Regions from separate parts of the Homo sapiens genome. Here all the other regions are linked to region 5. The links are chromatin loops, found by intact Hi-C in ENCODE. Cell type or tissue: PC-3. All regions are shown on one strand. Region 1 overlaps ECPAS (Ecm29 proteasome adaptor and scaffold). Region 2 overlaps MUSK (muscle associated receptor tyrosine kinase). Region 3 overlaps LOC105376218 (a long non-coding RNA gene). Region 4 overlaps LPAR1 (lysophosphatidic acid receptor 1). Region 5 has its middle 28 kb from the start of MIR7702. Region 6 overlaps LPAR1 (lysophosphatidic acid receptor 1). Region 7 overlaps SVEP1 (sushi, von Willebrand factor type A, EGF and pentraxin domain containing 1).

Region 1 (4,000 bases), 100 kb after region 5:
GGAAGAAATTTAGGAGGAAAAGGAGAAATAAGGGAATGAACAGACAGCATGTGAGGGCTATAAACACGCTACTCTTCAAAGCACAAAGACAACAGCTGAGACTTTCCTACGCCAATCAACAAACGCTCTAGTTGTGATGAGGCATCACGTACTAATGCCACAAGCTTCCTAGTCTGAGGAAAAAAGATTTAAAGGCTTTAGTCCTACAGCTTCCCTGGTTAAAAGCTTCTCTTGGCAACTTCAAGCTGAAAAAAGGTATTTCAACATAATCCTTATTAGGGGTTCATTTTATGTACCTGTACCTGTTTTTGCATGTTTCCTGTAGTTAATAACAACACAGCTGGCATGAAAAACAAAAACAAAACTCCACAGCTACATTTATGAATAATATACTATCTGGACATTGCTGTAAATAATCCAGAAATAAAGGGGGGTTCAATAGAGAAAATATGAACAGATACATGGGGATTCATTATATTATTATTCTATTTTTGTGTATGTTTGAAATTTCCTATAATAAAAAGTTACAAGAGGGAGCAGGCGGCAGGGCAAAGTGGCTGAACGGGGAGGTGGAAATGGTTAACAGGTACAAAAAAATAGTTAGAAAGAATGAATTCAGGCCAGGTGCAGTGGCTCACACCTGTAATCCCAACACTTTGGGAGGCCACGGTGGGCGGATCACCTGAGGTCAGGAGTTTAAGACCAGCCTGGCCAATATGGTGAAACCCCGTCTCTACTAAAAATAAAAAAATTAGCCGGGCATGGTGGTGTAAGCCTGTAATCCCAGCTATTTGGGAGGCTGAGGCAGGAGAATCGCTTGAACTCAGGAGGTGGAGGTTGCAGTGAGCTGAGATTGCACCATTGCACTCCAGCCTGGGCAACAGAGTGAGACTCCGTCTCAAAAAAAAAAAGAATGAATGAGACCTACTACTCTTTGATAGCAAACTAGTGTGGCTATAGTCAATAATAATTTAATTGTACATTTTAAAATAGCTAAAAGAATATAATAGGATTGTTTGCAACTCAAAAGAAATGCTTGAGGGGATGGATACCCTATTCTCCATGATGTGATTATTAAGCATTGCATGTCTGTATCAAAACACCTCATGTACCCCATAAATATATACACCCACCATGTACCTACAAAAACTTAAAATTGAGAAAAAAAAAGCCCAACAGAATCTCATCCCCTCCCCATCTAATGCAGGAACATCAAACTGAACTATCCACCAAAAAAGCACCTTCATAAAAACTAAATCAGGTGAGACATCACAGTACCTGGCTTCAGCATAATAACAAGAGGAGACTGACTGAATAGAGTGGGAAGTACACACTGCCTATACCACCCCTCCCCGAGTCCCAGGCAGCACAGCTTGGAAAGAGAACCTGTGTGCTTGGGTGAAGCAGAGCAAAATGAGTGTGATACTTCACATTGCAACTCAGTAACACCCGGTCACAGCATCAGGCAGAATTCTGCCAGTGCCCAAGGAGGGAGCACTTAGACCAAATCTGGGCCAGAGGGGAATCAGCTTCTTCACTGAGAGGAACCCAAGTCAGCTGACTAAAATGGCCTCAGGCCCACAAATAAATTTCACCAGCGGCTAGACCACACTTGGAGGGAGGAAAAGCAAAAATACAGAAGACTTTGTCTCGCAACCAGGCACCAGCCCACCCACAATAAAACAAAGGACCAGGCAGAGTCCGAAAGCCCCACTTCCAGGATGCTGCTGTGGAAGAGCACTTCTAGACCCACCCCAGGCAAGAAGGGAATCTGCTCATGTGGCATGAACAACCTAAGTCCCAAGTCCTGGTTGGCTCCAACACCTGCTGACTAAAGCAGCCTCATCTTTGAAAAAGCATCAGCGGCAGTCAGGTGGCCACAGGCCTTGGGTGAGCCCTGGTACTGTGCTGGTCTGGGAGGCCATGGGCTTTGGGTGTAACCCAGCATGGTGCTAGCTGCTGTGGCCACAGGAGTGCCCACATTACCCTCCCCTAACTTCAGGCAGCTTATTGTGGAGAGACACTCCCTCTACCTGGGGGAGAGAGAGGGAAGAGAGCAAGAAACTTTGCCTGGGAACCCAGAGAATGTTCCCTTATCTTCCCCAAGTCCATCAATGCTGGGTATCTAGGTATCTGTAAGAGTTGCAGCACACCTGGGCTTAGGGTGCCCTCTAGTGCTGAAACAACTGCAGTGACCACAGGCTTAGGGAACTCAACACTCAGTCATATTTGAATTCTTGGAAGGCCCTCTGAAGGACAGGTACAAACAAGGCCAGACTGTGAAGACTGGAATAAATATTTAACTCTTCAATGCCCAAACACTGACGAATGTTCACAAGCATCGAGGACATTTGAGAAAACATGTTCGAAAAAACATTCACCCTAAACAAACAGACTAAGCAGGCACCAGTGACCAATCCTGGAGTGGTGTAGATATGTGACCTCTCAGACAGGGAATTCAAGATAGCTGTTTTAAGAATGCTTAACAACTTCAAGAAAACATGGAGAAGGAATTCAGAAACTTATAAGAGAAATTTAGTAAAGAGATTAAAATGGGGGAAAAAAATCAAATCTTAGAGCTGAAAAATATAATGGATGACTGAAAAATGCTTCAGTGTGTCTCAACAGCAGAACTGATCAAGTAGAAGAAAGAATTAGTGAGCTCTGAGACAGGCTACTTGAAAACACACAGTCAGAGGAAAAAAATGCAGAAGAATGAGATACACTTACAAGATCTGGAAAACAGCTTCAAAGAGGCTAAGAGTTATTTGCCTTAAAGAGGAAACAGAGAAAGAAACAGGTTAGAAAGTTTATTCAAAGAAATAATCAAAAGAAAACTTTCAGAACCTAGAAAAAGATGAACACCCAGGTAAAAGAAGGTCAAAGAACACCAAGAAAATTCAATCCAATTAAGATTACCCCAAGGCATATAATAAACTCACAAAGGTCATGGATGAAGAGAGGATCCTCAAAGTACCAAGAGAAAAGAAGCAAGTAAGATATAAAGGAGCTCTGATACGTCTGGTGACAGAAACCTTACAGGCCAGGAGGGAGTGAAATAACATATTCAAAGTGCTAAAAGTAAGAAAGAAAGAAAGAAAAAAATCCTTGCAACTGAGAATACTGTACCCAGCAAAGCTATCCTTCAAATATCAGGGGAACCAGCCCCCAATATTTCAATGTAGGTTCTTTTCTATTTTCCCTAAGTGTCGGTTGGTCTGAGAAATAGAAAGAGTAAAAAGAGAGAAATTTTACAGCTGGGCCTGCGGGGGTGCCGTCACATATTGGTAGGACCGTGATGGCGACCTTGAGCCGCAAAACCAGCAAGTTTTTATTAGGGATTTTGAAAGGGGAGGGGGGTGTACAAACAGGGAGTAAGTCACAAAGATCACATGCTTCAAAGGGCAATAAAAGATCACAAGGCAAGGGCAAAATTAGAATTACTGATGAGGGTCTGTGTCCCGCTGTGCACACATTGTCTTGATAAACATTTTAGCAGGAAACAGGGTTTGAGAGCAGACAATTAGTCTGACTAGAATTCACCAGGCTGGAATTTCCCAATCCTAGCAAGCCTGAGGGCACTGCAGGAGACCAGGGCATATTTCAGTCCTTATCTCAACCACATAAGACAGACGCTCCCAGAGTAGCCATTCATAGACCTCCCGCCAGGAATGCATTCCTTCCCCAGGGTCTCAATTATTAATATTCCTTGCTGGGAAAAGAATTAAGTGATACTTCTCCTGCTCACACATCTGTCTACAGGCTTTCTGCAAGAAGAAAAATATGGCTCTATTCTGCCCGACCCTGCAGGCAGTCAGACCTTACGGTTATCTTTCCTTGTTCCCTGAAAATCACTGTTATTCTGTTCTTTTTCAGCGTGCACTGATTTCATATTGTTCAAACACACGTTTTACAAACAATTTATACAGTTAACACAATCATCACAGGGTCCTGACATACATCCTCAGCTTACAATGATGATGGGATTAAGAGATAAAGT
Region 2 (4,000 bases), 500 kb before region 5:
TGGTACCAAAACAGAGATATAGATCAATGGAAGAGAACAGAGCCCTCAGAAATAATGCCGCATATCTACAACTATCTGATCTTTGACAAACCTGAGAAAAACAAGCAATGGGGAAAGGATTCCCTATTTAATAAATGGTGCTGGGAAAACTGGCTAGCCATATGTAGAAAGCTGAAACTGGATCCCTTCCTTACACCTTATACAAAAATCAATTCAAGATGGATTAAAGATTTAAACGTTAGACCTAAAACCATAAAAACCCTAGAAGAAAACCTAGGCATTACCATTCAGGACATAGGCGTGGGCAAGGACTTCATGTCCAAAACACCAAAAGCAATGGCAACAAAAGCCAAAATTGACAAATGGGATCTAATTAAACTCAAGAGCTTCTGCACAGCAAAAGAAACTACCATCAGAGTGAACAGGCAACCTACAAAATGGGAGAAAATTTTCGCAACCTACTCATCTGACAAAGGGCTAATATCCAGAATCTACAATGAACTCAAACAAATTTACAAGAAAAAAACAAACAACCCCATCAAAAAGTGGGCGAAGGACATGAACAGACACTTCTCAAAAGAAGACATTTATGCAGCCAAAAAACACATGAAGAAATGCTCATCATCACTGGCCATCAGAGAAATGCAAATCAAAACCACTATGAGATATCATCTCACACCAGTTAGAATGGCAATCATTAAAAAGTCAGGAAACAACAGGTGCTGGAGAGGATGCGGAGAAATAGGAACACTTTTACACTGTTGGTGGGACTGTAAACTAGTTCAACCATTGTGGAAGTCAGTGTGGCGATTCCTCAGGGATCTAGAACTAGAAATACCATTTGACCCAGCCATCCCATTACTGGGTATATACCCAAAGGACTATAAATCATGCTGCTATAAAGACACATGCACACGTATGTTTATTGCGGCACTATTCACAATAGCAAAGACTTGGAACCAACCCAAATGTCCAACAATGATAGACTGGATTAAGAAAATGTGGCACATATACACCATGGAATACTATGCAGCCATAAAAAATGATGAGTTCATGTCCTTTGTAGGGACATGGATGAAATTGGAAACCATCATTCTCAGTAAACTATCGCAAGAACAAAAAACCAAACACCGCATATTCTCACTCATAGGTGGGAATTGAACAATGAGATCACATGGACACAGGAAGGGGAATATCACACTCTGGGGACTGTGGTGGGGTCAGGGGAGGGGGGAGGGATAGCATTGGGAGATATACCTAATGCTAGATGACACGTTAGTGGGTGCAGCGCACCAGCATGGCACATGTATACATATGTAACTAACCTGCACAATGTGCACATGTACCCTAAAACTTAGAGTATAACAAAAAAATAAAAAAATAAAAAATAAAAAATAAATGCATGAATACCCAAAAAAAAAAAAAAAAAAAAAAAAAAGAAGGCATTTCAGCATGCAAACAAGTAATACTTTTAGGAATTACACTGACTTCATTGTAATGCATAGGAAAAATAAATAATTCACAAATAAAAAACAAACAAACAAAAAAAAAGTTTCAGTGGGGTCAAAGGATTTTTAGAGTTAGGGCAGTCGAGGCAGTGAACTAGGGTGAAAAAGGGAGGAAGTGATGAACAACAGGTAGAGTAACTGAAAATGAGATTATGGGAGGTATACAAATGTATGGAATGACAAAGTCAGGGGTATGACAATGTGAGTGATTAGCTGAAGTTGGGCAGAGGTCTAAGGAAAGGAAGTAAAGTAATTTAGTGGTCAGGATATTGGAAGGAATCTAGATAAATATTAAAAGCAAGAATTTCTATAGTAGTATCTCGAATAGTTTCTGGCACATTGTAGGCACTCTATAAATATTTGTTCAATAAATGAATAAACGATATTAAGTACATAACAATTCATCTTGAAAACACTTCTTCCATTTCCTCAACTCCTAAACATTCATTTATTCATTCTTCATCACACAAAAATCTGAATCTGGCTTCTGCCCCCTACCCTCCTTATTTACTTTCTCAAATAGTATACATTTAGTCATTAAACAAACATACATACATGCATATTTTCAAGATTATCAAGCAATTCCTGTTTCAACTTTTCTTAAAATGTTGACTCTGTATTCGTATACAGTTTATAACATCCTGAATTCCTGAAATTGATTCAAACAGAAACTATGTACAGTTTTCCAATTTAACCACAGTAGCATGCTTATACATCACTACTTGGAGTTTTCTCTCATTTTTATTGTCCAACAAGAACTGAAACTTATGTTGCCGTTTGTTAAATGCTATATCTAAATTCCATTTGGATATCCAATGAACACAGGTTCTATTTTTTATCAAGTATACATAAGCAGTAATCATTCATGCAAGTGATTCCACTACTCTCATAGTTTCTTGTAAGTTAATCCCAGTGAAATAAGATGACAATAGTGGAAGAAAGGGGAATTGGGAAAATCCATAAAATTCACTTCTATCAATAAAAGAAATCTACTTTGTTTTATATATTTGATACATCAGCCACTTATTGAACATGTTCGTATCTTAAAAATTGTTTCCCTTTTATTGAAATCCTAGTGGATAATGGTTTTGTAGTCATAAATTGGGAAAAATGGTATAACTAAAGAAATATGCAGAATTTTAGAATGGGAGTAGGCATTGAATATTATAGACTCTTACGGAATATTCTGGCAGTGGAGCAAACAGTAGAACAATCAGGTGAGATTATTCATTGAAGATGTCATGCTAAAGTTTAAAGACATGGCTTGGGCTAGGCATGAGGTTTTCTTATGCCCATCCATCTATGCATCCATCCTTAAATCTATCCATGCATCCACCTATGCATTAATTCATCCATCCACCCATCAACATATATTGAAAACCCATAGTGAGCCATGTGTAGTATTAGACCTGAGGTTACAAGGATGAATAAAATACAGTCTTCCTCTCAATAATTATTATATTTTGAAGTCCCACCTAAGAGTTGGGTTGGAGTAATTACAATATAGAAAACATTTTGAGGTCTTAAATAAATGTATATACATATATAATTGTAAATTATATCTATACACATGTATATATAATTGTTCATAATAATCACAAAGTAGAAATCTTTTGTATAGTATTTTCTTTATCAGAGTGGAAAATTTCATTAAATCAATTTAGTTCAAAACTTTATTTCTCAGAGAAATATTTTGTCATTTTTTTCCAGTATAAGAAATTATTTTTAAATCAACTCAACCAGCATAACAATGGTAAAGCCAGTTGATGAGATAGGTAAGTCCCTGTTAACTAAAGATTATCCAAAAAGGATCCCACAGAAGAAACTTCTAAGTATTATCCAGTTGGTATTTCTTTATTTTTTCCCTTTAGTTTACAGAAATGTGCTAATTGAGGTCCTTGGAATTAAAAATTAATGCCAAAATAAATAAGCCAAGATAGCAGTATTCCTCATTTCTCCTCTTTTTCAAACAGATACTTTTAACTTTTGCCTGAAAAAACCCAATAGATCTAATAATCTATTTTTAAGATGATGTGAAATTATGCCCATCTTATCTAATATTCCAAGTTCTCCAGTTTCCCTCTCAAATATATCAAGACTTTAAGATTTGAAAATGATCTTCTGGCTTTAAATCTAAGACTTTATTTATATTAACTTTTTTGGTAGCATGAACATTGTAAAACCTAAATTTCAAAATGTTTTACTGCAGCAACTTAAATACTTCATCTAAGACACTTGAATTGTATTTGTTATTGTTTCCAAACTTGATACATCTTTCTTATTAACATCCTTCATAGAAGTAAACAGAAACAGACAGCAATTACATTACATACTCAGAGCAAGCATCCATTCATAAATTAACTCACCAAACATTATGAGGCATCTGCTCTGCCAGACACGTGGTAGGTGTGGGGAATTTTTAAAGAAGAATAAGGTTCAATCTCTCCTTTCAAAGTGCTAAAACGTTGGGGAGAAACCTCAAATAGTCAAAT
Region 3 (4,000 bases), 680 kb before region 5:
TTATTTATTTTGAGACAGAGTCTCTCTCTATCACCCAGGTGGGAGTGCAGGGGTGCAATCTCGGGCTCACTGCAACCTCTGCCTTCCAGGTTCAAGCGATCCTCCTGCCTCACCCTCCCAAGTAGCTGGGATTACAGGCATGCACCACCATGCCTGGCTAATTTTTGTAGTTTTAGTAGAGACGGGGTTTCACCATGTTGGCCAGGCTGGTCTCAAACTCCTGACCTCAAGTGATCTGCCTGAGGCCTCCCAAAGTACTGGGATTACAGGCGTGAGCCACCGTTCCCGGCCTCTTTACCTGACTTCTTTTCTTTACCCTTTAGTTTCTGACATAAACATCTTATCAGTGAAACCTTCCCTAAGGAACAATGCCAAGTCAGATGACCATAGTGACCTATGCTTTCCACCTTGCAGCACATAACACAGCCAGTTATTTATTTCCTTGCCTCTTCTACTGGACTGTAAACCCCTTGAGGACAGGAAATATACTTTGCTTGCCCTGGAAACCTCGTTATGTGAAATAGCACTTTGGCATACCTTGGTAAAAAAAAGGCTGAATGAGGAAGTGGAAGAGTGAGCCATGCATTCTTCCTGTCTCTCTGAGTGAGGTCATTCAAAATGGCAAGGGTGTAAAGACGAGGGAGGCATTCATTTGCCTTGCCACTTGACTACATGGGTTGGAATATTTGATGGTAAATGCACATACTTAATCATACTCTTTTTTAAACACTACATTTAAATTCTAATTTACTATTAAAATATTTCCAACTTAAATCAGTAATGCCTTAATTTTTCTTATGGAGAAGAGTGTGTGACTTACTCTTCTTGTTTACTTTAGTGCATTATGATGGACTGAAATACAAAACAATTCCAAGATCAACTTAAATATATTTTTCTTGTTTTGGAAGCAGAATAATAATAACAAATTAACTAATCTAGAGAAATAAATATGTTCAGTAGAGAGATAATTGCATTTGCTTGGGTAAAATATTTTGGCTTGCTCAGTATCACATGTATACAGCTGTATTTCTAAAACAACTTTATTCATAAATAACATTTCTTTAAATATTTATTGATAATGATATGGCAATCTAGTATACTATGACTTTAACCTCTATAGATTCTAAGATCAAATATGTAAATGAAATAAACATACATCTATGCATATTCAACTAGGAAGCATTGTATTGAAACACTAATGATAGTATTAAGGGTTGAATTTTATTTTCATTTTTTTACTTTTCTATATTTTTCCAAACTTTGAGAATGAGCACATAGAAAAGAAAACCAATTAACATTTTTATATATGAGATAGAGCAGAAAAGATAATGACATTGTTCAAGAGAGAAATAGTAGATATGGGTGTTCCATAAGTTTCTTGCTAGCTTTAAAACTAATTTTATGAGTTCTCAATTGTACTGTCAAAAAATATATAGATTTCAATCCAGTAGAGATTCAAATAGAAATATCTGTCAAATATTCTTTCTTAATAGATAATTAATGAAAAAGCATACAATATGACTGTCATAAAAGGTGAATGCCTTTCACCTCATGGGCACTTACGTATCTAATGAATCCATGAACTGGTCAATGAATAGAAACTGAAGTTTGTGTATTAAAATCCTGTCTCTGCTGCCCTCCAGTGGCTTAACTCTGAAGAACTTCAAAAGAGAAAATCAAGTGCCATCTATTCCCAGATCCTTATTTGTGGTGAGTATGAATGCTCAGGTGTGTGAGCTTGGGATTTTTCCTGGACAGTTTTGTATTTGTCCTATTAGATATTACCTTGGTATATCAAGACCAAATTCCCAAGACTAAATGCATTACCCATCTCCTCCCACCTGCAGAAGGGTAAGCTGGAGCAACTGCCATAAATGGTGCCAATAAATACTAGCATTTGTTCGTGGACAGTTTATAGAGACTTTTCAATTGTGTTATCACAGAAAACTCCTAGTAAGAAATAGTGGTGATAGCAATTGCATCTCGTTTATTAGAAATTTCTCTGATTCCCTTTACAAAGTGGGTGATGGTGTCAGTGTTATCTTTAGGTATGAAAACCCTATGAACAGCTTATAGTCTAAAACTTACAATGTGGTGCTGTAGAAAGATGTTAGCTTAGCAGCAAACATCATCAATAAATATCTTCTGCAATCTGGTAACCATTAGAATTATATATTTTTTATTGCCCTGGACTATGAGAATTACATTCTGAATTCATTTGGTATCTTGTGTAGGCATAGGAGAAAACCTTTTTGTATCTAAGAAAATGGGGTTTTTGACATTGACTATCACCTGTTCCCAGATCTCCTAGGACTCAGACCTCAGACCTCACACCCCTGAAAGCTGAAACCTCGGGGGTTTCAGATAGTGATCTCTAATTGAGTTCTTGTCTAGATGAATTCTTAAAATATTTTACCTTTCCCTGTTATTGTGGTTCTGGAATATTCTTTTGGTTTTAGCCAAGGAAATCTCTCAATTTCTTCAAAAGTTTGCTACTGTGCCTCTAGGTGGTACAATTATTTCCATCTTTTTGCTCATTTGCAGCCTGTCTTTTTGGATTATAGTCTCTCACTACTTAAGCAATTTCTTCCTTTTCTGTAGTATGTCTCATTTGTCCTTCATAATAATGAATGTCTGTGTTTTTTATTCTCAGGTAGATTACTGGAATTTTACGTATATTTTATTGGTGTTCTCATGAATGCTTGGATTTAACAATTGTACCATTTTCCAACGTTCTATGTCATAGTAATTTTGCAACTTGTTTTCAATTAATAATATGTTGAGAATAGTGTACATAAAATGCATTTTAGAACTAATCCTAAGATAAAGTGTCTCACCAAAGCATATTTTATAACAATAAAGCAGTAGAAAAAATAAGTTAACTAAATGTCCAACAAGTGGAGATGTATTATATAAATTCAGTACCATCAAAAATGTAATATTACTCAGTAATTAAAATTATATTTTATTTAAATGTTCATTGGCTTGTGAAAAGTCTATAACATACCAAGTAGAAGTTAAAGTTATATTTTGTAAGTTAAAAAAATTTTAAAAGGTGAGAAGTATATACAAGATTTTTCCCATTTTTTTAGAAATGGATATGCATGTGTATATTGTATGTATGTTTATATGTTATGTATATGCACACAAAAATGCCTAAAAGGATATGAGTTACTAATAGTGATTTTATCTTTGGTGTGGTTGTCATTATTTAAATCTAAAATAAAAAAAATCTTAACTCCATTATCCTTCATGAAGCCCTTAATCTAATCGAATAGTTCCTTAAACTCTAGCATATACTACTTTTATGCTGTTGGTGGGACTGTAAACTAGTTCAACCGTTATGGAAGTCAGTGTGGCGATTCCTCAGGGATCTAGAACTAGAAATACCATTTGACCCAGCAATCCCATTACTGGGTATATCAAAGGACTATAAATCATGCTGCTATAAAGACACATGCACACGTATGTTTATTGCAGAACTATTCACAGTAGCAAAGACTTGGAACCAACCCAAATGTCCAACAATGATAGACTGGATTAAGAAAATGTGGCACATATACACCATGGAATAATACTATGCAGACATAAAAAAGGATGAGTTCATGTCCTTTGTAGGGACATGGATGAAGCTGGAAACCATCATTCTCAGCCAACTATCACAAGGACAAAAAACCAAACACCTCATGTTCTCACTCATAGGTGGGAATTGAACGATGAGAACACATGGACACAGGAAGGGGAACATCACACACTGGGGCCTGTTGTGGGGTGCGGGGAGAGCGGAGGGATAGCATTAGGAGATATACCTAATGTTAAATGACGAGTTAATAGGTGCAGCACACCAACATGGCACATGTATATATATGTAACTAACCTGCACGTTGTGCACATGTACCCTAAAACTTAAAAGTATAAAAAAAAATAAATTAAAATAAACAGCTGAAATGAAAAAAAAAAAAACTCTAGCATATACTTTCAGTTTCCTAAACACTCTCAT
Region 4 (4,000 bases), 330 kb before region 5:
ACAAAGACTTCTTTTAAGATCAATGTTAAATTCATTAATACGGTTTGAAAGACCCTGTAAAATCTCCAACTTTATAACCTAACCCATTTATGCTAATTCTAGCACTTGCCGATTTCTGCAGTATAACTATTCCATGTGGCTGATTTCAAGCTGCTGGCATGAAGTCAATTGGCTCGCGAAATTCCTGAAAATTTAACAATCTGCTTCTGTGAGTTGGTATAGGTGGCTCTAGGGACATCACTGTTTACAATCTCATGCCCCACTGTAGTGCAACCATCCAAAACAAAATTCTAAATGCTTTGCTCCCTCTCTCTCTCTCTCTCTCACACACACACATACCTTGGGACACTTGACATTCACCTATGCTTTTTCTTCTCCTTTACCAAAATAACTCATATTAATTTGTCCTCAGCCTAGTGGTCTTCCTTCAAGAAGCCTTCCCTGATCCTCTAAATCTTTTCTTGGGTCTCCACTTTCCTCCCAGAGCACCCATACTTCCTGTATTTGTGCATTCCTGCATGGGTGACAAAGCGTTGTAACTTTTTGTTTTATCTGTGTATCTCCCACTATATCTGTAAACTCTGGCAGGGCAAAACTTATTTCTCTTATTTATTCTTGTATCCCCCAGCCCTGCCACAAGGCTTGCTGAGCAATAATAACAATGCTTGCTAATATGCACTGGGCAATATGTGCCCAGAATATGTGCCAGGCACTATTCTGAGCTTTATAGAAATTATTTCATTTCCGCCTTAAAATAACCCTATCAGGTTGGCTTCATTAATGCTATGCTCATTCCGTGGGTAAGGAAATAGAGGCACTAAGAGGGTGGATACCTTCCCCTCAGGCTCAGGTAATTAGTAAATTGAAGCAGGGTGACTGGTGAGCCTATGTGCCTCCCTCAAGAAACCAGTGTTTCTTGGCCATATTTTTTTCTCATTAGTGATCCTTAAGGAGAAAAATTAATTACATTTAAATTTTTTCTAATGAGAAAAAACTAAATACTAAGGAATAAGATTTTGTTGGATAGAGGTATAAGCTCTGGAGGGATTTTTTTCATCTCCCAAAACCCAATTTTTGTCCTCTTGGGGCAATATAACTATGTTAAGAATGTATGTTCTAGGACTTTCATTATCCATTTCCATTAATGTACCATATACTTCTCCCTAAAAATACACAGTCTTGTTTTAGAATTTTAATGGTATCTTCCCATAAGTACTATTTTGCGTCTTGCTTTCTTTTTCCTCCATACGATATCTTGGAGTAATATATAGCTGTGTAGACATCCTCATTTTAAAACTACTGAATAGTGGTCGGGCGCAGTGGCTCATGGCTGTAATCCCAGAACTTTGGGAGGCCAAGATGGGCAGATCACCTGAGGTCAGGAGTTTGAGACCAGCCTGGACAACATGGTGAAACCCCGTCTCTACTAAAAATACAGAAATTAACCAGGCATGGAGGCACACACCTATAATCCTAGCTACTTGGGAGGCTGAGGCAGGAGAATTGCTGGAACCCAGAAGGTGGAGGTTGCAGTGAGACAAGATCGTGCCACTACACTCCAGCCTGGGCAATAGAATGAGACTCTGTCTCAGAAAAAAAAAAAAGAAATAAATAAAATGACTGAATAGTATTTCAATCATGTCCACATTCCTGAATTCATTAAGTCTTTCTACTATTGGATATTCACAAAATTTTGTACTTCTTGGTTTGCAACCAATGCTTCAATGAATATCTTTATACATTCCTTATACACTCCTTGGGCTCATGTGTGAGTGGTTTTCTAATGTAGATTCCAAGACAGGAGCAGGGCATGTGCAGAAGTGTATAATTTTAATAGATACTGTTGAATTACCCTCCAGAGTGACTGTACCAATTTACTTTCCCACAGAGAATTTACGAGAGTACACATTTCCCCCAGTGATTGTATGAAATAGAACCTCTTTCTCCTTTGGGCAGTGTTAAACATTTTAATTAAATGAGTCATTTAGAGGTATTTCTATTCCTCACCAGCTGATAGGAGCTTGTGTAACAGAGAAGATATATAGATAAGAAGATGCTGTTGGAAATGCTGAAAGATGACAGCAGCAAACCGGGATGTGGAAATGCCCTGTCTAGAAAACCCGCACTAGCCTAACTCACTTCACGAAAGGACTAAGAAGAGTCATTACATGGGAACAGCTGCAGTGGACTTTGAAATGGTGACCTCAGGTAACAGGCACTAAATCTCTTTGCCCATTCTCCAAGTCTCTCAGACACCAAAAAAGTCTATTGAAGATAAGGGAAACCAAACACCCAAAGTAAATGAAGTGTTGAAAGGACAATGGTCCACTTACCAGAAAGAGGAATGCGTATGACGATGGTAACACTAAACATTCTGGAAAATAATACTAAAGGCCTTAGTACTTTATTCTTTATTCATATGATATGAATAAAGGGCTTTATTCATATGATAAAATCCCAAGGTTGATAACAATGATGACATCCCAAATGGTGTTGAGGAGAAAACACTATACTATATGAGGGAAAAATGCCCCTTGTTCTCCTTTTTCCCTCTCCTCCTTCTCTCCTTCTCTCACAAACACACAAACCCCTACTTAAAATACATACAAAATTGAATAGCCTGCAAAATCATACTGAAAAAAACAGTGTGGAACAACGTTCTGTATCAAGTTCAAATTTCAATCAGTATGGCTCTTTCTTGAAAGTATGCTTTTTTCTTCAAAGTTGCCCGAGGCCGGGCACAGTGGCTCAGGCTTGTAATCCCAGCACTTTGGGAGGCCAAGGCAGGTGGATCATTTGAGGTCAAGAGTTCAAGACCAGCCTGACCAACATGGTGAAACCCCATCTCTACTAAAATACAAAAATTAGCTGGGCGTGGTGGCGGGCGCCTGTAATCTCAGCTACTCAGGAAGCTGAGACAGGAGAATCGCTTGAACCCAGGAGGTGGAGATTGCAGTGAACCAAGATCATGCCACTACACTCCAGCCTGGGCAACAGAGCAAGGCTCTCTCTCAAAAAAATAAATAAATAAAAATAAAGTTGGCCAAAAAATGATTGTCACAAATAAGAAAGGAGGTCACACTATAGAAAGAAGATAAATGAAGAGTAAATGGGAAACTACACTTGCTGAGCACCTCTGTATGCCTCATGTATATGAACCATCATTTTATCCATATAACCATCATGTGAGGAATGATTACATGAGAGGAAACTGAAGCTGAGAGAAGCTAGCATGACTAGGGCTCTTTATCCTGCAATCAGAGGAGCAGGGATGTGAACTGTGGCCTTATGACTCCAAAGTCTGTTTCCACATTGTACCCTGCTGCCTGGTGAATCTGAAAGAGTCCAGCCAATGCCTGATTAAATCAGGCTGTAAAATCATCTGAACAAAGACCATGTCCCTGCCGTATTACTGCTCTTCACTGGACAGAAAAAAATAACTCATACGATTGCTGCTCAGAAGTTTCTGGAATTGCATTTTGTTTCAAAGTTCCTAGAACAGATCAAGGCAAAAGAGTAAGTATAGGAGGAGGACAACAAGACAGCCCTCAGAAAACTTGTTATAAAATTAGATCCATTCTGATATATTTCATTAAACCCCACCCCACCCCCCGGCCCACAAAAAAGCCAAGAGAGGAAAAGCAGCAGGGTTTACTACTGACTTACTTTGATTTAGAGTTTGATGCCTATAATGTCAGACATCCTAAGCACTGAAAACCAAGGCCTCCTATGAACAGAGGCCAGTTCACTAAAATCACTTGTTCATTGTTCCAGCTGCTTCCTGAACGAAATGGCACCTCACTCACAAAAGCACCATTATTCGAATACACACCAAATGATAGCGAGAGAGATATACATGATCCCTAGAGTCAAATACACTTCCTGAAACCCAGTTTAAATATTTGACAAACTTACGATTACCTCAGACCTCTGCTAGTTTGAAGCCCTTACCTGGGGCTGTGAAATTACAGGGATGGAAGTAGAGATGGCAGCCATGACA
Region 5 (4,000 bases):
ACATGCTGTGCATAGATCACCAGAACTTATTCCTCCTGTCTAATCGAAACTTTGTGTCTTTTGACAATATCTCCTCTTTCCCTATCTACCTCCCCAATTCCCAGCCTCTGGTAACTATCATTCTACTCATTATTTCTACAAGTTCAACTTTTTCAAAACTCCACATATAAGTGAGATCATGTGGTATTTGTCACCCTGGGCCTGGCTTATTTTACTTAGCATAATTCCCTCCAGGTTCATCCATGTTGTTGCAAATGACAGAATTTTCTGCTTTTTAAAGGCTAAATAGTATTCCATTGTATACATATACCACAGTTTTTTAATCCATTCATCCATTAGTGGGCACTTTGGTTGTTTCCATACCTTGGCTATTGTGAATGATGCTGCAATGAACACGGGAATGTAGCTATGTCTACAACATGCTGATTTCATTTCCTTTGGATATATACTCAGAAGTGGAATTGCTGGATCACATGGCAATTCTATTTTTAGTTTTTTGAGGAACCTCCACGCTGTTTTCCAAAATGGCTGTACTTCATGTAAGTATGAAGTACTCAAATGTTCTAAATATGAATTTGAAGCATTAAAAAAATGCAGACTGTATTTCTGTTGATTATTTGATTCATTTCTTTGATCTAAAGTTATTCACAAAACTGATTAAAATATTCAGGAGTATAAATAGCTCAAATTTATTCTATAAATAGTTCAAATTTATTCTAGGTTTTAAACAGCATATATGTTTTTTTCTTTGACATCATAATGTAAGAAATAAGCATTCCCCCTTTCTAATTTTTTTTTTTGCCTTTGTGATACTTTTCTAGGATCATATGGGAACACACAACAATGCAGCAGATTGGACCCATTGTTTCTGTATATTACATCATTGCCGTTCTTAAGTGAATACAAAAAGGAGCACACTAGATCCCATTGAATACTTTGCCAACTTGGCTACTCTACATTAATGCGTCATTTAATTCGTACAAAGCCACTATGATGAAGGTATTATTATCCTCATTAATGTGAGACTCAGAGAATCAAATACACCCGCTGGGCTGGGATGCAAACCTGGGTATATTTGGTGCCTAGTGGAGAGTGGACATGGGGTCAACAAGAATCACAAAAAACGGGTTGTGCATAGCGACTACATAAACAAATGTGTGTTTTTAATAAATGGTTTTTAATGGAAGTTAATGAGGGCATATCATTTCTAAAATATTTGTAAAATGATAATAATTATATTAAGTATAGATAATAAAACAGACTTAGATCTGACTCTTAATACAAAAGGTCAAAAATTAATGTAAGAATCTTTTGAAGTTCAGCTTAAATAATATTGCAAACAGTTTAGATGCTACGTTAGCTTTACTACTGAGAAAACTCAATCATCCTGGCCAATTTTTGTAAATTTTTGCACTGGTATATCATGATAGTGGTCAAATATTTGTGGCTTATTTTATCCCAAATCTGCACATTTAATTCTCTGTTGAATGGATTTGGGTTTTTAGGTTTACTTTTCAGTATCTGGTTTAAAGGAAAAAGAACTCTCCATCACAGCAGGCACCAAACTTGGAAATAGCAGGAAGAACTTAGAACGTAAATTCTTTCTCAGTCCCAAAAGAGATGCTGTTCCAGCAAGACTCGGGTCAGAGGGCTGGGCACTGCTGGGGCAAGTCATGTGGCTGATCTGAGATGAACTTGTTTTGTAAAGAAACAGATGATTTCTAGCTATGAGGCTGTTGTTCCTGTAACTTTTTAGCAACAGTTAAATCCATTCCAAAATGACAAGCAACAGAAAAGAACATTCTGAATAAACTACAGATGAATGGAGTTTTCTCCTGCCTCCTTGGGAATATTATGAGCATCTTACAAAAGGGGTCATATCCTGTTTCTTTCTCTGGTTGCTACAACTGTGGTTTGTATATTGGCTGTATCACTAATGTGAATTTATAATCCAAAAATGCCAAAAGAAAAAAAAATTAGCACTCCTTCACAAATATGCATTTTTTTTTCTTTCCCCACCTTCCAACAAGCACTGTTCTAAGTCATCATTATTTTTTTCTGTGCTGGAAGCAAATCCACACGTCTTTTTCATATCCTACTGTTAGTACGGAAGGTGAAATACTGACATAAATGAAAGGAGTTGCAAGTTCAGCATTAATATAAAACAGGCAAACAGTGTTGAGAGCGTTTATAACTCAACAGTGCCCCCTAGTGTAAGTTCAAAAGATAACAGGCTGGAGAAAAGTACATTAGAAGACATTGACGAATTTATATCCTTTTAAACTATCAAGGAATTTGTCTTTTGGGGTAAACCTATTTACTTTATCAAGATACATATATTATTTTCAACTAATAATAGGGCATTAAAAAGATCACATTCTGCAGCCATAAAAAAGAAAGTTCATGTCCTTTGCAGTGACACGGATAAAGCTGGAAGCCATCATTCTCAGCAAACTAACACAGGAGCAGACAACCAAACACCGCATGTTCTCACTCATAAGTGGGAGTTGAACAATGAGAACACATGGACACAGGGAGGGGAACACCACACACCGGGGCCTCTCAGTGGGTGGAGGGCAAGGGAAGGGAGAGCATTAGGACAAATACCTAATGCATGCGGGGCTTAAAACCTAGATGACGGGTTGATAGGCACAGCAAACCACCACGGCACATGTATATCTATGTAACAAACCTGCACGTTCTGCACATGTATCCCAGAACGTAAAGTAAAATTTTTAAAAAATAAAAATAAACAAAAAGATCACATTCAAGTGGGAGGCAATGGCATCAAGGTGTATGGAGACAGTGAAAAGTACCAATGCACATTTTGAAAGAAAGAGAGAGAGAAGGAGGAAGAGAATGGATTGCCACCAAAGCATACCAGCTAGAAGGAATAGCAAGAACTTGGGTGATAGTAATACGGTATTATTCTCTGAGCCAATACCCAGGGCTGTTGTTTCCTTGTAAAGTTCTTCTTGACCACCCGCTAGCACTGATGACCTCTGGCCACCAGGGCTCCTCAGTTTTCTATGGAATAATTTGTGCTTTTGTTCCGCCAAAGCTTGGGAAGCTGGAAATTAATCTTCTTTGCTTAAATAACCATGGCTCTTTCCAGAAGTTTCTGATCCCTGAGAATTACAATACTTTGGAATCATAAAAAGGAATGCTATGAAGCCAGACAAGAAGGTACTCAGCAAGCCAAAGACTCCGCCTAACAACCCTGGAGTGTGTCATGCTTTAAAGAATTTCTCCTTACTGGACCCAATTGATGTCCCAAGATGGAGCATCTATCATGCATATTGGCTCTCATATCTTCATTTTTCTCTTGTTTCACCAAGAGTTTATGTAGACTACTTATCCCCTCTTTGTTTGAATCCTCATGTTCTCAACATTCCCTTCACTATTTTAAAGAGGACTTTTATCTCGGTACTCTGTTGCATGAAGTTTTATCATGACTCCTGTATGGAAGATCATCAGGATCTACATTATGTGAAAAGAGAAATCTATGCCTGATAGAATAAAGCAAACTCTCATAGTTACACACTAGTTGTAAATTAATATCAAAATCCCACTAGATATGATTTATAGTTTATTGCATATGATTCTGCTTATGTTGACTATTTAACAGATTATGTAGACTCCTCATTTTTTTATCTTCAAAAAGTTTAAAGACTCCTTCCATGTACTGCTTTGGAAATATATTTAGATGAAGTCAATCATGCTTGGGATATTGATTCAATATCCCATTTTCAAAACAGGAGGGAGTACAGGTAGGCAGACTCATTCTGCCTTAATAGAATTAATTCTTACTTATGTGTGTGTATGTTCTATATCATAAAACCACAAGACACAATGGTGAAAGATCTTCAGCAGTTTTTAAACCAGCACGAAAGTCATATAAAAGAGTGCATGTTTTGAGTAAATAAAGCTTATTAAAGATGTTGAGTTCAAGGACTGTCTTTAGTAAAAGCAACATCACAGAGAATTAAGAATTTATTTT
Region 6 (4,000 bases), 280 kb before region 5:
CTCCAACATGAATATTAGGGAGAAAATCCAGTCCATAGCAAATGTTAAATATGTTTTATAATAAATCTCTTGTAGAAAGAATACATTTAGTCATGAGACCTCAGCTAATTCCTGCTCCTAGAGAAATAGTATTCAACAAGGTTCTTAATCCCTGAATCAGATGAGAATTTGTGATTTCAAAGCCCTCTACTTTAAGATGACCAAACACTTGAAGAGAAGCTGGGACTTTGTCCCAAGGTCATGGTGACTAAACCCCTGCTTGAGTGTTGAGATTCCCTTGAACAATCAGCGAAGTTCAACTGATGCTTCCAACTCTGAAAATAAATTTCTCCTGGGAGCTTTAGACTTTTGTCTACACCACTTCTCTCTTAGGGCTATCCAGAATGCCTTTTATGGAATTCTAGGCCAGGCATCTACATGCTCTGTGCCTCTTCCTGGCTTTGTCTACCTTGAACCTACCCTAACCCCATGACCCCAGCCCCTTCACACCCAACCTGTTTCTAGTACTAGCATTGAGCACCTGTGCCTAGTACCTACTTGGACCTACACATTGCCAAACATTGCCTGTGCCTGTGTGACCTGCCCCTGCCTTGTCTCAGATCAGGAGCCTGGAGTCCTGGCTGGTTTCCATATAATAATCAGCTTAAGAAGATATTTAACAACAAATTAAAAAAATCAACTGATGAATCAGCACCAAAACACACTAAGTAAAATCTCCAGAGTTACCTGGACTTCCTGAGTAAATATTTTACTATGAATGAGGAATTCAGCAGAGTTCAGACAAACAGAAAAAGCATGCATCTCATCTTTCTTCCCTCGATTTCTAAACAAAAAATAAGAACGAGTGTAATAACATATTCACGTTACAATAAATGAACTTGAAAGACTGAATATATTGAATTACAAAAAAATAATGTTGAAATGTATTTGAATCAAATGATTTAATATACTGGTAAGAAAAGCTGAGTTGATGGGGGAAAGGGAAGATGCTGGTCAAAGGGTACAAACTTCCAGTTATGAGTAAGTTCTGGGGATCTAACGTACAGCATGGTGACGATACTTAATAGTACTCATTTCACAGTATATATGTATATCACCATCATAAGTAGAACTTAAATACAGTTTTGCTTGTCATTATACATCAATAAAGCTAGGAGGAAAAAGAAAAGATAAGCTGAATTGCCAAGTACCTTTAATTCTCTTTCACATAAGCCCATTTCTTATAAAATATTCCTTAAACTTGGTGTAGTCATTAAAATTGAATTCATCTTCCATATGATTCCTTAGCCCTTTAAAATCTTTTTAAAATAATATCACCCTCATCCAATGGGTTTTTATAAAATGTGGAATATATATAACTTAGATGCTGCATATTTCTCCAAAGCAAGCATCCAGCATATAAACATAAGATAATCATATTTTTCCATGTTTGCTGAATCTGAAAGGATAAAAAAAATTAATTCCAAGTGTTGTCAAACTGCAAACTATGATATAAAGTCTTAAAAGATTTAGGCCAGTTGCCGTGGCTCACGCCTGTAATCCCAACACTTTGGGAGGCCCAGGTGGGTGGATCACCTGAGGTCAGGAGTTCAAGACCAGCCTGACCAACATGGTGAAACCCTGTCTCTACTAAAAATACAAAAATTAGCTGAGTGTGGGGGCAGACACCTGTAATCCCAGCTACTCAAGAGGCTTAGGCAGGAGAATCGCTTGAACCACCCGGGAGGTGGAGGTTGCAGTGAGCAGAGATCCCGCCACCGCACTCCAGCCTGGGTGACAGAGCGAGACTCCGTCACAAAAAAAAAAAAAAAAAAAAAAAAAAGTCTCAAGAGAATTCTAATCTTTACCCATTCTTCCATGTTGTAATGAGAAGCATTAGTAGTGTTGCCCAATGTGAAGGAATTAGTGCCACCTGAGCCTGACCCCACAAAGACACAGAAAGATGCAAATACCTGGAGTTCTCCCAAGTTTGGCCTGAGCTTGTTGGACTAGGTTAGTTAAATGGTGGGGTGCCAAGTCTTTAAACAGCCAGAGCAAAGTTGAAAATAGAAAGCATAAAGGCACTTAATACTAATAATAGGACTGGGAGAATGATTCTTGCAAACTGATTTCAAGTCCTCCATTTTAAGACAAGGCTCCCAGGGCCTCAAAGGTTGGGTATTGTCAAGGGTATCATGCACAGCAATGGAAGAACTGGCAATTGAATCATGGTCTCCCATCTCACGTGGTCTCCAACTTACTTTATGGACTTCTAATTTAAAATCTTTCTTTTAAACTCTTCAGTTTTAAAAGAGGGTGGGGGGAATGAACACTAAAATCCTACCAAGGTAAAAAAAACAAAAATCCTAGTGCAGTAATAATTCTTACCATTATATTCAAATCAACAAGAAGCAATGAAATACTCACCCAACCATCTGATCTTCACTTACAAAAAACTTAACTTCAGTGTTATAATTTCTTACAAATTATGCATAGTTACTAAATTGGTAATTATATTATATAAAAGTATTTTTTAATCCAACCAAATCTATTTCTCCTGCATATCGAACACAACTTTGTACAGCTCCTCATACAGAGCAAGCCTTCAAAAAACCCTGCTATTGCCGGGCGCGGTGGCTCAAGTCTGTAATCCCAGCACTTTGGGAGGCCAAGGCGGGCGGATTACGAGGTCAGGAGATCGAGACCATCCTGGCTAACACGGTAAAACCCTGTCTCTACTAAAAATGCAAAAAAAAATTAGCCGGGCATGGTGGCGGGTGCCTGTAGTCCCAGCTACTCAGGAGGCTGAGGCAGGAGAATGGCGTGCCCGGCAAGCAGAGCTTGCAGTGAGCCAAGATCGCGCCACTGCACTCCAGCCTGGGTGACACAGCAAGACTCCGTCTCAACAAAAAAAAAAAAAAAAAAAAAAAACCCTGCTATTTAGCAATATACTATATTGCTCTAATACAAAACTACTTCAACAAACACCAACACCCATCTCCCCCAAAAAATCCTTGACATTCCTATTTGACTTTTGTCAAGTAAGAAAAAAAAGCCACAAACAGGAAGGCCTACTAAGTATCACAAAAAATGCCAACTCATCAAAGAAGATTGCCTTCCACCTGTCTTTCCCTTCCGGTTTTCTATTTTGCTTCTGTTACTATTTCTTCCATGACTCTGCAATCCCACGCACACACCCCTGCTCAGTCCTTCACAGAGTTAACACATTCTCATCTGCAGACCTAACCAAATGTCAGTTCCCCAGGGAAATCCTGAATCACCCCCAAAGTCAGATGAGGTTCCCCATTTAATCGCTTTTGCTCTTTTCCCCCACAGAATTTATCATGCAGAGTATTTATACATTTGGATGTTTTTTTTTTTGGTTCATATGCTCCATCCCACTAGACTCTATGCTTCATGCCACCAGTGATAACGACTGCTTTACTCATCACTCTATTCCCAGCTACTAGCAAAATAACCGATACTGTATTTAACAAATGGATGTTGAAAAATGAATGAACCTGATTTTAGACAGCACAGCAACAGACTAGATCAGTGTCTTTCAAACTGCAGTTCATGACTAGATAAGTGTTTTCAAAATGTATGAGTTATAACCAGTACTTTTTAAAATGAAAATGAACAAATTATCATAGGAAAAAATAGAAAAGAAAATGTCAGAGTTTACTATGTGTAGTAAACTATATACAACTAATGTCTCATTCAAATGTATGGACAAACATTTCTAACTATGGGTCATGACTAAAAAGTTTGAAAGCCACTGAACTAAATGTCCCAATAAAACTCATCACAATTTCCAGTTAAAATGCTCAAGAAGGTGCACACAAAGACAAAAATTGGCAATAGCACTAAAAATATACGAGGAAAAAGCAGCCAAAGTCAAGGCATTATTTCCACTAACTACATAGTACAAAAAATGGGTAAGAAGCATGTTCTTGGACCATATGCACAATGCATACCACACCTTTTGAACTTCAACAAGATAGATTCTCTAACAAATGTA
Region 7 (4,000 bases), 850 kb before region 5:
AGCTGTAGCCTATCCTCGGGCCAGCATTTGAGAATGACTGACTTGAGACTCAAAGCAATACTCCATAAAGGCTGCAGAATCACTGAATAGTTTAAAAAATAAAAACAGTGAAAAGAATCAGACTTAGCCTTTTACCTGAAGCTATTGGCACCGTCTTTACAGGTAGCTCCATTTTTGCATGGCTGACTGAGACACTCATCGACGTTCTTTCCACATCGGGTACCCAAAAATCCAGGTGGGCATTTGCACAAGAATCCCCCAACCTGGTCTTCACAGACTGCATTATTTAAGCATGGGTTTGACTGGCATTCATTGACTTCTGTTTCACAATGCAGGCCTGAGGATGGAGAAGGAAGAGAAACAGCCCAAATGATTAACTCCCTGGGAACACTGTAACTAAAGTGTTGACTCCCTGGAGGATGCTGCTTCTAGAGGATTGGAATGGAGGCTGTGGAGCCCATCAAACTGGTTTGAGATCCATTCTGTAATGGGCTCTGGCTTTTGTAAGTCATTTTTTTGTGGACTCTGAGTTTTTGATAATCTGTTTTTTTTTTTTTTTTTTTTGAGACAGAGTCTTGCTCTCTCTCCCAGTCTGGAGTACAGTGGCGCGATCTCGGCTCACTGCAACTTTCACCTCCTAGGTTCAAGCGATTCTCCTGCCTCAGCCTCCTGAGTAGCTGAGACTACAGGCACCCACCACCACACCTGGCTAATTTTTGTATTTTTTTTTTAGTAGAGACAGGGTTTCACCATGTTGGCCGAGGTGGTCTTGAAATCCTGAGCTCAAGTAATCCACCTGCCTCGGCCTCCCAAAATGCTGGGATTACAGGCGTGAACCACCATGCCCAGCCGATAATCTGCTTTTTTAAATCTTACTTTTTGTTGAAATTAAGTTTGGTAATAGACATCTAATTGAGATAATGTTAAGAAATAAAGCTAGTAAATTCCATTCAAAACTTGCCTGTTTCTTTGATCTTGCCTTTTTCCTTCACTGGACACTTTCTTGGATTTACTCTTTAGAAATTAAGCATACACTTTTAAACCATATTATTGTACATCTGTTTGCAATATGATATTACATGATTTGTCTCCAGTTCCTTCTTGAAAGTTTGCCTTTACACACACACACCACATACACAAATTATTTTTTGCTGAACCATTTGAGAGTAAATTGCAGACCTGCATGCCCTTTTACCCCAAACCCCTCAGTGTGTATTTCCTCAGAAAATGAGGACTTTCTCTTACATAATCACCATACAGTAATAAAATCCAAAAATTCACATTAATATATATGTTAAGAAATGTACTAATTTGTGGTGGTTTACAAGATTTTAAGACAACATAGGAAGACTGGAAACATCTTACCTACAAATCCTTTCACACATGTGCAACGATAGCCAGCCACACCATCAACACAGATTCCTTTATTTAAACAAGGACTGGAGCTACACTCATTTATATTTTCTTCACACCGCTGACCTGCAAAGAATCATTCATCTTTGAGCTGGAGAAAACTTGACAGAACTTTAAGACCAATAGTTTCCAAGCAAGTTGTTCAGGCATTGGAATAGGGAAATTGGAAATCATGGCTAACATGTTTGTGACAAACATGTTGAAATAAAATGTTTCTTCTATTCTGTGAACTGCAAAATTTTTCTAGCAAGAAACCTAACATATTCAGCATGCAATGGAAAATGATAACCACGAATATCTGACCATATTTTTTTTAGTGAAAAAGATGTGTGATTTTGTTTTAAATTTTTTCTCCTTATTTGTTTGCTAGTTGTTCTCTTTTTGAGTTTATTCCCTTTAGAGTTAAGTGGTAACAGTTACAGCATTACAGTTACAAAGTTGGCAAAAATTATGGGAGAAATATATTGAATGAAGAAAATAACTCATTTTCTTCTGCAAATTAGGGAAACACAGCCAAATTTCTGTGCAGCTGTCCCATGTTTTGTGTGAACATAATTTGGGAACAACTAATGTTATTCATAGCCTTTATTTTACACATCTAGAAACAGATCCAAAGAGGTCTGTGACATTGCCAAGGACAGGCACAGAAATGAGCCTAGAACCATAAATCTTCATGTTCAAGAAAAGACGTACAAAGACTCGTTGGGTTGAAGAGTTCAAGGATGCTTAAATTTATAACTCATGGCATTATGTAACACATATCTAATAATTTATGTACCTTGACATTAAAATATGCTAAAAGGAAATTTCATAATAAAGGTTGTTTTTTGAGAACAGTAAATCTAACATAAAATCTACACTTTCATACAGACCATTATGAACACTTGTTTTTTCACAGTAAACCCACAAAATAAATTTAATGTCTAATAAATAACATACATAATACATTTCACATCTAGTAAATGTATATTTATTTTATTTAGAAACTTGGTTCTACTTTTCTCATAGTATGTGTCTGCCATTCTTGTCACAAGTTTTTACTATGATTCAACACCAGGTGTCGCTAATATGAGATTTGGAATTTTAAATAAAGAATTGTAGGATACAGGTGCATAATTTTAATACTGTCTAAGGAAATGCAACCATAGGCAGACGGTGGAGAGGAAAGAGCATGAGAAAGAAAATGGAAACCAGGCAAGCAATCTGGATGTGGTTCCAGCTGTTGAATACACACCCTTGGTTAGGGGTGATGAGTCTGCTGGTCTGCAGTTGGTCTCACAGCATGTGGACCTCTTAGAATATAAGCTGAGAGAAATTTGTTTCAAGATATGTGTGATGTGGCCCCTAAATGCAAGCCACACGCTTTGGTGTTCATAAGATAAAAATGATTTCTTCTGTTGTTGAGGTAAAATAGGCATATTTCTAAACAGCATGCCTGTCCACTATAATTGATAGAGTATGCTATCACTTTATCAAGTGCAATATCAAGTCCACTCTACTTGATGGCTTATTTGAAGGATTTTCAAGGCAACTTTGACTATTTAAAATGTCTCCCTATATATAAACTTTCAAATTACACTTCCAGATGAAATGCAATTTTACTGTATAAACTCAATATATCTTTTCATAAGCCTGGGACTACCAGTGTTGCATGGATGTGAAATAGAGAAAATATATGAGTTGTTCCAAATGATTACTACTGTAAGTTATGTTAAACATTTTTATGTCTTTATGGAAGTTGTTTTTAGATACACAATAAAATTATTAGAATCTGGTTCCTTTGAAATGTTATCAGGATTTTACTAAACTTTTTAAAATATAGAAAATTATATACCCACACATATTAAAATATATATTCAGATATCTTTTTAGTATAATAATGATGAGTTAGGTACAATGCTGGATGATTTAGATGATCTCAGTACTCTCCATAATAATATTATGGGGTCATTACTATTTATAAAGTAGTAAATCCTAGTCTATTTTATTAGAATATATCATCAATATTATAATAATTATAATGTGGGTTAACAAGGGAATTGAGAATAAGATCACTGTTTCTGAACTATTTTTGTGAGAAGGTGCTGGAAGCTGCGACTCTTAAGATATACACTTAGAGAAATCTCCAAACTGCTTTCCAGAGTGGCTGAACTAATTTACATTCCTAAAAAAGTATATAAGTGATCCATGTTTTTCTATAACTTGCCAGCATGTGTTATTTTTTGACTCTTTAATAATAGCCATTCTGGCCAGGGGCGGGGTGGCTCAGGCCTGTAATCCCAGCACTTTGGGAGGCTGGAGTGGGTGGATCACTTGAGGTCAGGAGTTCAAGACCAGCCTGACCAATATGGTGAAACCCCATCTCTACTAAAAATACAAAAAATTAGCCGGGCATGGTGGCATGCGCCTGTAGTCTCAGCTACTTGGGAGGCTAAGACAGGAGAATTGTTTGAACTTGGGAGGCAGAGGTTGTAGTGAGCCGAGATCATGCCACTGCACTCCAGCCTGGGCGACACAGCGAGACTCCATCTCAAAAAATACAAAAATTAAAAAAAAAAAAAAGCCATTCTGACTGGTGTGAGATGGT

What was found. Hi-C counts contacts between places; a loop is a spot of excess contacts. Peaks named below come from ENCODE experiments on the same cell type or tissue, not always from the same donor. Only the 100,000 strongest peaks of a DNase experiment are listed, where the experiment ranks them.
Region 1: a loop joins it to region 5, with 12 times the contacts of the local background. A loop is called at or near these places in 3 of 110 quality-filtered maps.
Region 2: it touches region 5 in a loop (10-fold over the local background); 4 of 110 quality-filtered maps call a loop at or near these places.
Region 3: it touches region 5 in a loop (7-fold over the local background); 82 of 110 quality-filtered maps call a loop at or near these places.
Region 4: it touches region 5 in a loop (5-fold over the local background); 6 of 110 quality-filtered maps call a loop at or near these places.
Region 6: it touches region 5 in a loop (6-fold over the local background); 37 of 110 quality-filtered maps call a loop at or near these places.
Region 7: a loop joins it to region 5, with 10 times the contacts of the local background. A loop is called at or near these places in 10 of 110 quality-filtered maps.

Annotation. Positions count from the first base shown.
Region 1 is chr9:111,398,037-111,402,036 of GRCh38, forward strand. The region is part of intron 24 of ECPAS (Ecm29 proteasome adaptor and scaffold); the gene reads right to left. Among named protein-coding and RNA genes, the nearest start is that of OR2K2, 70 kb to the left of the region's middle. RefSeq lists an enhancer at 1,307-1,833. In PC-3, a CTCF peak has its summit at 2,172 (motif pointing left); a DNase peak (open chromatin) is centred at 2,175.
Region 2 is chr9:110,795,751-110,799,750 of GRCh38, forward strand. All of the region lies in intron 14 of MUSK (muscle associated receptor tyrosine kinase), which reads left to right. Among named protein-coding and RNA genes, the nearest start is that of MUSK, 130 kb to the left of the region's middle. In PC-3, no CTCF peak of the experiment used is centred here; a DNase peak (open chromatin) is centred at 2,051; H3K4me3 peaks cover 587 bases; H3K27ac peaks cover 2,602 bases.
Region 3 is chr9:110,622,008-110,626,007 of GRCh38, forward strand. LOC105376218 (a long non-coding RNA gene) reads left to right here. Exons shown (of 3, transcript XR_007061731.1): 3 at 1-3,135. Among named protein-coding and RNA genes, the nearest start is that of SVEP1, 44 kb to the left of the region's middle. In PC-3, a CTCF peak has its summit at 1,646 (motif pointing left); a DNase peak (open chromatin) is centred at 1,634.
Region 4 is chr9:110,968,122-110,972,121 of GRCh38, forward strand. It overlaps LPAR1 (lysophosphatidic acid receptor 1), which reads right to left. Exons shown (of 6, transcript NM_001351411.2): 4 at 3,952-4,000. The coding sequence starts at 3,996. Among named protein-coding and RNA genes, the nearest start is that of LPAR1, 68 kb to the right of the region's middle. In PC-3, no CTCF peak of the experiment used is centred here; a DNase peak (open chromatin) is centred at 1,980; H3K27ac peaks cover 2,928 bases.
Region 5 is chr9:111,297,331-111,301,330 of GRCh38, forward strand. No RefSeq gene overlaps it. Among named protein-coding and RNA genes, the nearest start is that of MIR7702, 28 kb to the left of the region's middle. In PC-3, a CTCF peak has its summit at 2,210 (motif pointing left); a DNase peak (open chromatin) is centred at 2,171; H3K4me3 peaks cover 561 bases; H3K27ac peaks cover 908 bases.
Region 6 is chr9:111,020,168-111,024,167 of GRCh38, forward strand. The region is part of intron 2 of LPAR1 (lysophosphatidic acid receptor 1); the gene reads right to left. Among named protein-coding and RNA genes, the nearest start is that of LPAR1, 16 kb to the right of the region's middle. In PC-3, no CTCF peak of the experiment used is centred here; no DNase peak of the experiment used is centred here; H3K4me3 peaks cover 670 bases; H3K27ac peaks cover 3,559 bases.
Region 7 is chr9:110,449,924-110,453,923 of GRCh38, forward strand. It overlaps SVEP1 (sushi, von Willebrand factor type A, EGF and pentraxin domain containing 1), which reads right to left. Exons shown (of 48, transcript NM_153366.4): 23 at 1,366-1,479; 24 at 136-337. Among named protein-coding and RNA genes, the nearest start is that of TXNDC8, 110 kb to the left of the region's middle. In PC-3, a CTCF peak has its summit at 2,476 (motif pointing right); no DNase peak of the experiment used is centred here.